Linked DNA regions of Homo sapiens: region 2 is linked to region 1. Evidence: read pairs that join two places in POLR2A ChIA-PET (ENCODE). Cell type or tissue: OCI-LY7. All regions are shown on one strand. Links, peaks and the distances in the headings refer to the core of each region. The heading gives the core; the rest is flanking DNA.

Region 1 (5,384 bases), core at 158-5,157:
TTTTTCAGTCTCTTCAGGATCTCTGTAGAAGTAGAGATCAGGCATGACTTCCCACGGGTGTTCACAGGAAATGGTGGCACACACACACAGAACTTCCCCGGCCAGCACCCACCATATCAAACCCACTGAGTGAGCTTCCTTATTGTTGCACGGGATGGCAATGTCCACACAGCGCAAAGGAGACTCTGTGTTACACAGAGCAATGGTAGGTAGGTTAACCTAAGATGCTTCAGTTTGAGGCTGGTGGTCAAACCACCACAAGCCATGGCTCCCGGAAGGCTGCCTGGATCTGGTTAGTGAAGGTTCCAGGAGTAAAGCAGTCAGCAATTGGAGTGGCTCCAGTGGCAGCAGCAAACTTCAACACAGCCTTCTGGCCAGTATTTCTGCAGAATATGACACTGACATCAGCGGGGTTTTCAAAGGTAACAATGGCACGAGCTGCCAGCAGAAGCTTCTTTCAGGTCCTCTTCAGATTTATGATGTAGATGCCATTACTTTTCCTTTTATAGATGTACTGTTCCATTTGGAAGTCAAGGCTGGTGCCATCTAAGTGGGTTCCTCCTGCAAGGAACTTAAGGACATCAAGGCCTCTGGATATTGTAAAAGTTTCCCTTTAAGTTACAATGGGAATCCAGAACAACACTGTATGCACCCCTCTCTGGGTAGCGTGGAAAGCAAGATAATTTTCAAAAGTCTCCTTCCACGTTCAATAACTTAGTCAACTGAGAGGCTGTTTAAGGAAATGGAAACAATTTTTCTTTCATTGGAAGCCTTTAATGACTCCTTAATGCAGTATACTTGCTTCCTCTTTATGAATCCATCCACAGAATGTTATCAATTCTCTTTACCCCTCTGTACTATTATTTACATATCTGTCTCTTACATAAAACTGCAGAGATGCAGAGATATTTTATTCCTCTTTTTTTTTTTTTTTTTGGAGACAGAGTCTTGCTCTTGTCATCCAGGCGGGAGTGCAGTGGCGCAATCTCGGCTCACTGCAACCTCTACCTCCCGGGATCAAGCGATTCTCTTGCCTCAGCCTCCCTAGTAGCTGGGATTACAGGCACATACCATCATGCCCAGCTAATTTTTATATTTTTAGTAGAGATGGGGTTTCGCCATGTTGGCCAGGCTGGTCTCGATCTCCTGACCTCAGGTGATGCACCCGCCTTGGCCTCCCAGAGTGCTGGGACTATAGGCCTGAGCCACAGCACCTGCTCTTATTCCTCTTTATATCCCTAGTTCACGCACAGTATATAGCCACATTGAGTGCTCCAGACCTGTTTGCCAAATGACAGTACCATTGATAAGTCTCAGAATCCAATTCTTAAATGCAAAAAGGCACAAATACACATATGAAGCCAGGTATTTCATATAACATGAAAAGGTTAGACATTCCTAAGCAGAAAATATCTTACACGGTAACACGTAAAAAAATAAGTATACGTGTGCATACATATTTTATATTTTAAAACAATCTCAAAATTAAAAATAAATTCTTTCATAAAATATTTTCACTTTTAAAATTTAGACATGAAATAATGAATGAAATGAAGCCAGCTGGGCCCGGTGGCTTACACCTGTAATACCAGCACTTTGGGAGGCCGAGGTGGGCGATCACCTGGGGTCAGGAGTTGGAGACCAGCCTGGCCAACATGGTGAAACCCCATCTCTATTAAAAATACAAAAATTGGCTGGACGTGGTGGTGCATGTCTGTAATCCCAGCTACTTGGGAGGCTAAGACAGGAGAACTGCTTGAACCCGGAAGGCGGAGGTTGCAGTGAGCCAAGATCACGCTACTGTACTCCCTCCTGGGCGACAGAGTGAGACTCAGTCTCAAAAAAAGAAAAGAAATGAAACATTAAGTTATAGCCAGTGCTATTACTATTACTTATCACTGATTTTTAGATATAGTTTTTAAAAAGGAGGGTGCCACAATTCCAGAAACAACTTCTACAAGCCCACTAACAACAACAAAAACTATAAATGGCTTTTTAAAAAAATCACCAAAACCCAAACTAATCAAAGATAAATCAGATTTTCTTTGGAAAAATATCCTTCTATTTGTACAAAGGTCTTCTTTACATCATTATTGCTCTATAACATTTAATAACTTATCATACAAAAATAGAGCAACTGTACACATTTTCAGAGATGATCTATTGTATAAAGTATAGTCTAAGAAGCCTCTCTGAACCTATTCTGGTTTGGAAGCTGGCTGATTTATGAACTCTTCTTTGCTCAATCAAATTCTGTTAAATTTAATTTGTCTAAGGTTTTTAATTTTAATAGATGGTGTCAGAAGTGGGATCCAAACTAAAGCTTCTAGCAACTCCCAGGAACACCAAGTGACAAAGCAAGGTACCCACTGGACTCATTTTGTCCACTGCTCTCTCAAAGCAACTGGAGATTGTGGGTAAGTTCTCTCTCAGATTCTGAAGCTCCATCAGTGTGCATTTGAGCTATCAGAGTTTGAGCAAATTTCTGATCCAAACTAGGTTTGGAAGTTACAACAGAAATTGGACTGGGTCCAGGATCCAACTGTATCTAACTGTCTTGGATCTAGTTAGAGGCCTCATATGTCTGGCTGGTTTAGACAGAAATTAGTATAAATGATAATACTGAAGGGGGTACCAATTTCAGCTTTCAGAAATTTGCATAGATTTTTGTGTTCTAGCCCCCTTTGTTTATTTTTCTTGCATGCTTAGGGAGGGAAAAATCATTGGCTAAGTTGATCAAAGGGATCCAAGGACCAAAGCTGCTATTCAAGGTAAAAATGGGATCCTTAATTTCTGAAGACCTGAGTACTACACCTTCCAGCTTATACATGCATTATTATTAGGCCTCAGAAGCAGCAAATGCTTACAAAAATGATGAAATCTTACTAAAGGTAATTTAAAATCACAACGGTACATTCCAAATGAACACTGCACTTTAAGAAGTACATTTGAAAATGAGGGCTCCCAAATCAGTCTCATCTAGGGATGCCTGTTGGTGTGCAGAAGCTTCTAAAAAGATTTCAATATTTTTATTGCTTTTTATAAAAAGACTCTTTATAGAAGGCAAATAAAAAGCTTAAGCAACTAATTGTTAAGAAAAATTAAATCTGCTAATCTTTCAGCTCCGTTACTACTCTTCCCTGAAGGTGAAAAGAAAGTTATCCTAGATAGCGTTTATAAAAGGTAGGTTGCCAGGTAAAGTAAGCTTCCTCCTTTTTCAGATCTATTTTTGCTGAGTCCAGGTACAGAGAAGGCTTTCTTTGCCCTATTCCTTAATGGGCTCCATCCTGAACTTAGTAATTTCAGCTAAGAAATAGTAGCTAGGTTAAAAAGATCACCTGTAGGCCGAGCACAGTGGCTCATGCCTGTAATCCCAGCACTTTGGAAGGCCAAGGAAAGTGGATCACCTGAGGTCAGGAGTTCAAGACCAGCCTGGCCAACATGGTGAAACCCCGTCTCTACTAAAAGTACAAAAAAAAAATTAGCCAGGTGTGGTGGCGGGCACCTGTAATCCCAGCTATTCAATAGGCTGAGACAGGAGTATCGCCTGAACCCAGGAGGCGGAGGTTGCAGTAAGCCGAGATTGCACAACTGCACTCCAGCCTAGGTGACAAGAGTAAGACTCTATCTCAAAAAAAAAAAAAAAAAAAAAAGAAAAGAAAAAGAAAAAAGATCACTTGTCCAATTAAAATAAACCTTTCTGGCATTTAGCTGGCTATTCTGAAATCCTTCTGTAAAAGAAATTTACATCTATAAAGGAGATTTCCATTTGTAAATGTATGTGCCTATATACATTAGAAACAGAACGTCAAAGCATAAAACTAACAAAGAAACTCTGGACTTAGACACTTGACCAAACGGACCTAACAGACTTCTACAGAATACTGTACCCAAAAATCACAGAATATACACTCTCATCTGCACATGGAACATTCTCTAAGATGGACCACAAGCTCAGTCATAAAGCAAGTCTCAATACATTCTTAAAAAATGAAATCATGTCAAGCATATTATCAGACTACAGTAGAATAAAATTAGAAATCAATACCAAAAGGAACTCTCAAAACCACAAATACATGGAAACTAAACAACTTGCTCCTAACTAACTTGGTTAAACAACAAATTAAGGCAGAAATAAAAAAATTCTTTGAAACAAATGAAAATAGAGAAACAAACATACCAAAACCTCTGGGATACAGCAAAAGCAATGTTAAGGAGAAAGTTTACAGCACTAAATGCCTACATCAAAAAGACAGTAAGATATCAAATTGACAACTTAAAGTTGAACTTAAAGGAACCAGAAAAAGAACAAACTAAACCCAAAGCTAGCAGAAAAAAAAGAAGTAACTAAGATCAGAGCAGAACTAAATTAATTGAGACCAAAACAAACAAACAAACAAACAACAACAAAAAAAACATACAAAGGATCAACAGAACAAAGTTAGTTCTTTGAAGGGATAAGCAAGATAGATAAACCTCTAAGTAAATTAAAAAAAAAAAAAGTGAGAAGATCCTAAGAAGCATAATCAGAAATGACAAAGGTGACAGAACTCATACTACAAAAATACAAAAGAGCCTCAGAGACTACTATGAACATCTTTATGTGCACAAACTAGAAAAACCAGAGGAAATGGATAAATTCTTGGAAACACACAACCTCCCAAGATTGAACAAGGAAGAAACTGAAATCCTGAACAGATCATAACAATTTACAAAATTGAATCAGTTATAAAAACAAATCTACAAACCAAAAAAAGACCAGGATCAGATGCATTCACAGCCAAATTATACCAGACAAACAAAGAAGAGCTGGTATCAATCTTACTGAAACTACTCCAAAAAATCAAGATCACACTGAATGGACAAAAGTTAGAAGCATCCCCTCTATGAACTGAAAAAAGACAAGGATGTGCACTCTTACGACTCCTATTCAACATAATACTTTCCATCCTACCCATAGGAATCAGGCAGAAAATTAAAATTTAAAAAAAGGCATCCATATAGGAAAAGAGAAACTCAAATTATCTCTGTTCAACCCTAAGGAGTCCTTCAAAAAACTCCTAGACCTAAGAAAAAGACTTCAGTAAAGTTTCAGGATGCAAAATCAACTTACAACAGTCAGTGGCATTTCTATATGCCAATAATGTTCAAGCTGAGAACCAAATCAAAAATGCAATCCCATCTATAATAGCCACATGAAAAATAAAATACCCAGGAATAAATTTAACCAGGGAGGTGAAAGATTTCTACAAGGAGAACTACAAAACACTGATGAAGGAAATAACAGATGACACAAACAAATGGAAAAACATTCCATGCTCATGGATTGGAAGAATCAAAATTTAAATGACCATACTGCCCAAAACAATCCAAAAATTCTATTC
Region 2 (5,384 bases), core at 277-5,276, 240 kb before region 1:
ACCTGTGGTCCCAGCTACTCTGAAGGCTGAGGTGGGAGGAGTGCTTGAACCTGGGAGGTTGAGGCTGCAGTGAACTGTGTTTGTGTCACTGCACTCCAGCCTGGGCAACAGAGCAAGAACCTGCCTAAAGGAAACAAGCCAAAAAAAAAAAATGCAGTTAGAGACACAGTGCAGGGAAATATTTCCCTCTTCCAAATCAACAGCACAAATGTGATGATAAATGGTAATTGCCCCTTGGCCTTCGTATTGGGAAGCAAAAGGGAGAGATGCGGACTATGGCCCTGGGTGAGGAAGGGGGCCCAGCTGACTCTTGCCCTGGGAATTGGGCCCATGTAGATATGTCTTCTGATTGGATTTGTAGATTGCTCCAAGTTCTAGTCAATATCTCTGATTATTTCCTTAGGATAGATTTTGAACACTAAAATAACTGAACCAATGGGCATAAACTTTTTAAGGTTGATACATATCATCATATTATTTCTCAGATATACTATACAGTATAATTGCATTATCACCTTTCCAGTACCAAACTGTACTGCTGCATACTATATAAAAATGATATCGCACTAATCTTTCACCTCTTTGATTATTGTTCAACAAGTAGAATACTGTTTCACGTAAGTATTGCTCTTTGTATATCTTCTTTTGTAAGCTGACGGTTCATATTCTTGGCTCATTAAAAGTGTTTAATTATATACTAATAAATATTTAATAAAGGTGAGAAAATACAGATAAATAAAAAGAAAAACAAACAGCCATAATCCCACCAGGGACCATTAACCACTATTAATGTTTTGGTGTCTTTATCCTAGTTTTCATCCATGCATTCAATATCCATAAATATATGTATTTTCTTTTTTAAAAAATAAGATTGGCCGGGTGCAGTGGCTCAGGCCTGTAATCTCAGCACTTTGGGAGGCTGAGGCGGGCAGATCACGAGATCAGGAGATTGAGACCATCCTGGCTAACACGGTAAAACCCTGTCTCTACTAAAAATACAAAAATTAGCCGGGCGTGGTGGCGGGCGCCTGTAGTCCCAGCTACTCAGGAGGCTGAGGTAGGAGAATGGCGAGAACCTGGGAGGCGGAGCTTGCAGTGAGCCGAGATCACGCCACTGCACTACAGCCTGTGTGACAGTGCGAGACTCCGTCTCAAAATAAATAAATAAAAAATAAATAAATAAAATAAGATCATACTATACAGAACTGTTTTTGTAACAATATTTTCCATTAACAGTGTGGTGTGAAAATAATTTCAGGATAAAAATATATACATTCAAATAATTTGTATTTATTTGTTATTGTTTAGAGACAGAGTCTCGCTCTGTGAAGTGGAGTGATCATCGGTCATTGCAGCCTTGAGCTTCTGGGCTCAAGCAGTCTTCTCACCTTGGCCTCCCAAAGTGCTGAGATTACAGGCATGAGCCAACACACCCAGCCCTCAAATCATTTTTAGATGTTATATTGTATTCCATTGTAATTGTGTACCAGAATTTACTCAATATCCCATTTTGGACTTTAGTTTAATCTTACTTTGATACTATAAATATTTATCATGTAGCAAATATTTACTAAATATTCTCAATTACTTCCTTAGGATAAATTCCAGAAATAGAATTGCTGGATTAAAGGTTATATATTTTCTTAAGGCTTTTAAAAGTATATTACCAATTACATTACATTATGAATTATCTATTTCCCAAAACTTGTATCAGTTTATACTACCACTAGCAGTATATGAGAGGACTGGGGCGGGGGCAGATTGTAGTTTCTTAAGATGGCTGCAACAGTATCTTCCATCTCACAGTGTTCCAGAACTCTGTCACACCCGTCAAAGGTGAAGCCCAAGGTTCCTCCCCTTGAACCTGTTCAGGCCTTTCTATCTGCATCCTGGGCGAGCCGTTACATCAACCTCAACCAACAGAAAATCGCAAAAGTCATGCTAGGTGGCTTCTGAGGCTAGCACATGAAAAGGCCACCCTGAAGGGCCCAGCCACCATGCCGTGAGGAAGTCTGAGCAGCCCATGGAGAGGCCCATGGGTAGAGGACTGGAGGCCCCTCCCACAGCCCCAGCTAAGCTTCCAGGCAGCAGCCAACACCAACTTGCCAAATGAACTGTGCCTAGATACCCTGCACGGAGCAGCCAGGAGCTGTTTTCTGCTGAGCTCTGATCATGTTACCAATTCATGAGCAAAATGAGTGACTGTTGTTTCAAACCATTAAGTCTGGGAGTGGCTGTCACATAGCAATGGATAACTGATACATCTCATTTCCCCTCACTCCAGCAACACTAGGTATCATCATCATCATCATCATCATTTCTTTGCCAATAGGTTAGCCAAAAAAAATTGCATCTCTCATTCAGTCTTTAGGCCCTTTATTTTCAGTAGGGATTTAGTGCTTTTATTATTTACAACAGAAGTTGTTAAAAACCAAAATTATAACAAATTTTAAAATCTTACTTGGCTTTTATGTATGATTCAGTAATTGGACAGCCCTCAGAACCCAGAACAGGTTCAAAGAACTTCAGGGCTGCAGTGTACTCAGAGAGAATTTAGGGACAGAAAACAGCAAGTGGGATATACAGTTTAACTGGATTGCCTTATCTGAATCTATTGACCACCTACAATTGACTAAAGCTCAGAGGCTGTAACTGACACTTAGCCACTTGTTATATGAATATACTCCTAACTAGTTTCATTTAGCATGAATGACTCCATATTGGTTTGGTCTGTTGGTTACATCATAGGAGCCTAGGCCAAATCAGTGGCCTCCTACAAATTTTATTGAATGGGCTTTAGTATCCTTTAATCCTATTTATTTTCCTTGCTATTTTTGCCTTCCAAAAGAAATATTTTATTACAAACATTCGAAAACATATTTAAGTGAAAGCCAGGACTAGGGCGAGGCTACTGAGACACTCACTGTCAGGGGCTCTGCAGTTGTGGGCCCCTGAGGTCAGGTGTCTCCTTAACTTTTGCATCCTGGCACCTCACTTGCCTTGCTCTAGTCCAAGCCCTGACTTAAGTTCATCCTAATGTTGCTTTCTAAATATAACTGCTATTCACAGTTCAGTGTGTATTTTTCTAGACTTTTTCTAGACAAACGTTAGCATATATATAACAATAGTAACTTATGTTTATAAAAATGTGTCCTTCTTGGGACATTTTATCAGGTCAATAAATGCAGACCTAGCTCATTCTTAAAATGGTGTGTTGCAGAAGAGTCACAGCCCTTTGTCATATTTACAGCATATATTTCCCCAGCTTTTAAATATGTAGCTTTACTTTATTTTTTTATTTTTATTTTTTTATTTTTTTGAGACAGAGTCTCGCTCTGTCCCCCAGGCTGGAGTGCAATGGCGCGATCTCAGCTCACTGCAACCTCCACCTCCCAGGTTCAAGTGATTCTCCTGCCTCAGCCTCCTGAGTAGCTGGGATTACAGATGTGTGCCACAATGCCTGTGTAATATTTTAGTAGAGATGGGGGTTTCACCATGTTGGCCAAGCTGGTCTCAAACTCCTGACCTCGTGATCCACCCACCTCGGCCTCCCAAAGTGCTAGGATTACAAGCGTGAGCCACCGTGCCTGGCCTTATTTCTTAAAAGTGACGTCAAGTAGATGGATTACTCACATCAGTTGCATTTTCCATTGTTTTCATGCTTTCAAAAACAGTGAAGTATTCAATTATATTTCCCCTTTTTTTTTTTTTTTTGCATTAGCTTACTAATCTACTGAGATGTATTTTGGTATATGGTATGAAGGTGAGATCTTACCTGAATTTTCCCCCAAATAATCACTATTCTCAACATCATTTGCTAAGCAATTCCTCCCTCCCCAGGGCAGAACTCTGTAACCATTGGAACCCGGGATGGTTAAGAACTTGATGGGGACATTGCAGAGCAGATTCAAACTAGGTAAAAATTTTAGCCCCTTCCAAATGTGAGCTGCTCTTCCGTGGTGGGCAGAGGTTCGCAGGTAGACACAGGTGAAAGGCATCAAAGCACTGCAGCAGGGGAGGCAGGAGGTTTAATAGGCAGCACCTGAAGCCCACTTTCCTATGGAAGAACATGCAGCCCCAGGAAAAGAGCTTTTGCTCTCTCAGTATAGAGACGACCAAGTCTTGCCAAAGCAGCAGCTGGAGCTACCAGCACTATCAGGAGGATCTCACCCTAGCCCTAGAGTCTGTAGATGTTCCCTGAGTCCTCCTCACCTAAGTAAGGTCAATGCCCCCATGGACTGCCCCTTAACTTTGTTCTCTCACATTGGCAAAGGTCTCCTCCTCTGCCTTGTGATTTCCAGACTCTCTTCCACTGTGACCCAGGCCTGGCACAAACCCCCTGGGCAGCAGTGCAACCTGGAGTGATGGGGCCAGTGAGGGTGGCCAGAGAGACTCAGCCGGCAGCTATGCAGTCCAACTGACCCTCGCCGAGGCCACTGGCTCCCACGGCCATTGGTGAGTGAGTTACAGGGAATTCTTCTGCAGGGCAGAGGCCAAGGCTGCGAGTGGGGCCTCCTCTGCAGCAAACAGTGAACTGTGTCACCGAGACCCCAGGAACTGGGGTCCCATGGCCCAGCCCCTCTCTATGGAGAAGACTGTGCTGCTGGGGCCAGGCAGAGGGCAGAGGCCCAGGGTGGGAGAGGAAGGGATGAGAGGGCAGCTTCTTACCCTCTTGGGTGTGAATGACCCTTGAGGGCAGCAGAGAAAGGGAAAGCAAGGGTCAGAGACAGGCCAGGTGTGACATCCAGGAGAAGCCAGGGCTCTGTCCTGCACAACAGCATGCCTGAGGAGGGACAAGGAGTCAGGTATGAAGATTAAATTGCTCCTCTTGAAGTTTGGTTTAGTTCTTAAAGCTAGGGGTGGGAATCCTATCGCCCTGCCCAAGGAGCACCTTTCAGAGGTGGTGGAGGGAGGGGTGAAAGGGGTGTTGAAGGGGAAGAGGAGGGATGCTGTGGAAGGATACTGGGCCCACCCTGGAGCTTCCTTGGCACCTGAGGGAGAATGAGGCAGTGATGGGGCTGCAGAGGCCTATGGGGCGCTCTGCCCCAAGACTGTCAGGCTGGTGTGAGTGAGCTCTCCCCTCTCACACCTGGCCCGGGATTCTATCAGGATATTGATCTTATAGGCTGTGATTTCCTCTGGCCAAGAATCCTTTCTCTGGAAGGCCCTGCAGGAAAAACCTCTCCTCTCCACTCTACATGTAGCTGGCAATACATGGATGGGAATCCCAGGAAGAGGGAGAGGAATTTAGCAGGGACCCGCAAACTAAGTCTGCGGCCCCAATTTCACAGACGAGCTGAGCCAAGGTCACGCCCAACGAACCTGGTTTCTTCCCCTCCTTCAAACGAGGCCTAAAAACAAGGACCCGAGACAGGGCACTTCAG

What was found. Peaks named below come from ENCODE experiments on the same cell type or tissue, not always from the same donor. Only the 100,000 strongest peaks of a DNase experiment are listed, where the experiment ranks them.
Region 2: POLR2A ChIA-PET joins it to region 1 with 7 read pairs; 3 of 35 experiments call an interaction of 5 or more read pairs at or near these places.

Annotation. Positions count from the first base shown.
Region 1 is chr1:179,963,885-179,969,268 of GRCh38, reverse strand. The region is part of intron 1 of CEP350 (centrosomal protein 350); the gene reads right to left. It also overlaps the pseudogene RPSAP16. Among named protein-coding and RNA genes, the nearest start is that of CEP350, 12 kb to the right of the region's middle. In OCI-LY7, for the core only: no CTCF peak of the experiment used is centred there; a DNase peak (open chromatin) is centred at 2,318.
Region 2 is chr1:180,201,006-180,206,389 of GRCh38, reverse strand. QSOX1 (quiescin sulfhydryl oxidase 1) reads right to left here. Exons shown (of 12, transcript NM_002826.5): 12 at 2,360-5,384. Among named protein-coding and RNA genes, the nearest start is that of LHX4, 27 kb to the left of the region's middle. In OCI-LY7, for the core only: no CTCF peak of the experiment used is centred there; no DNase peak of the experiment used is centred there.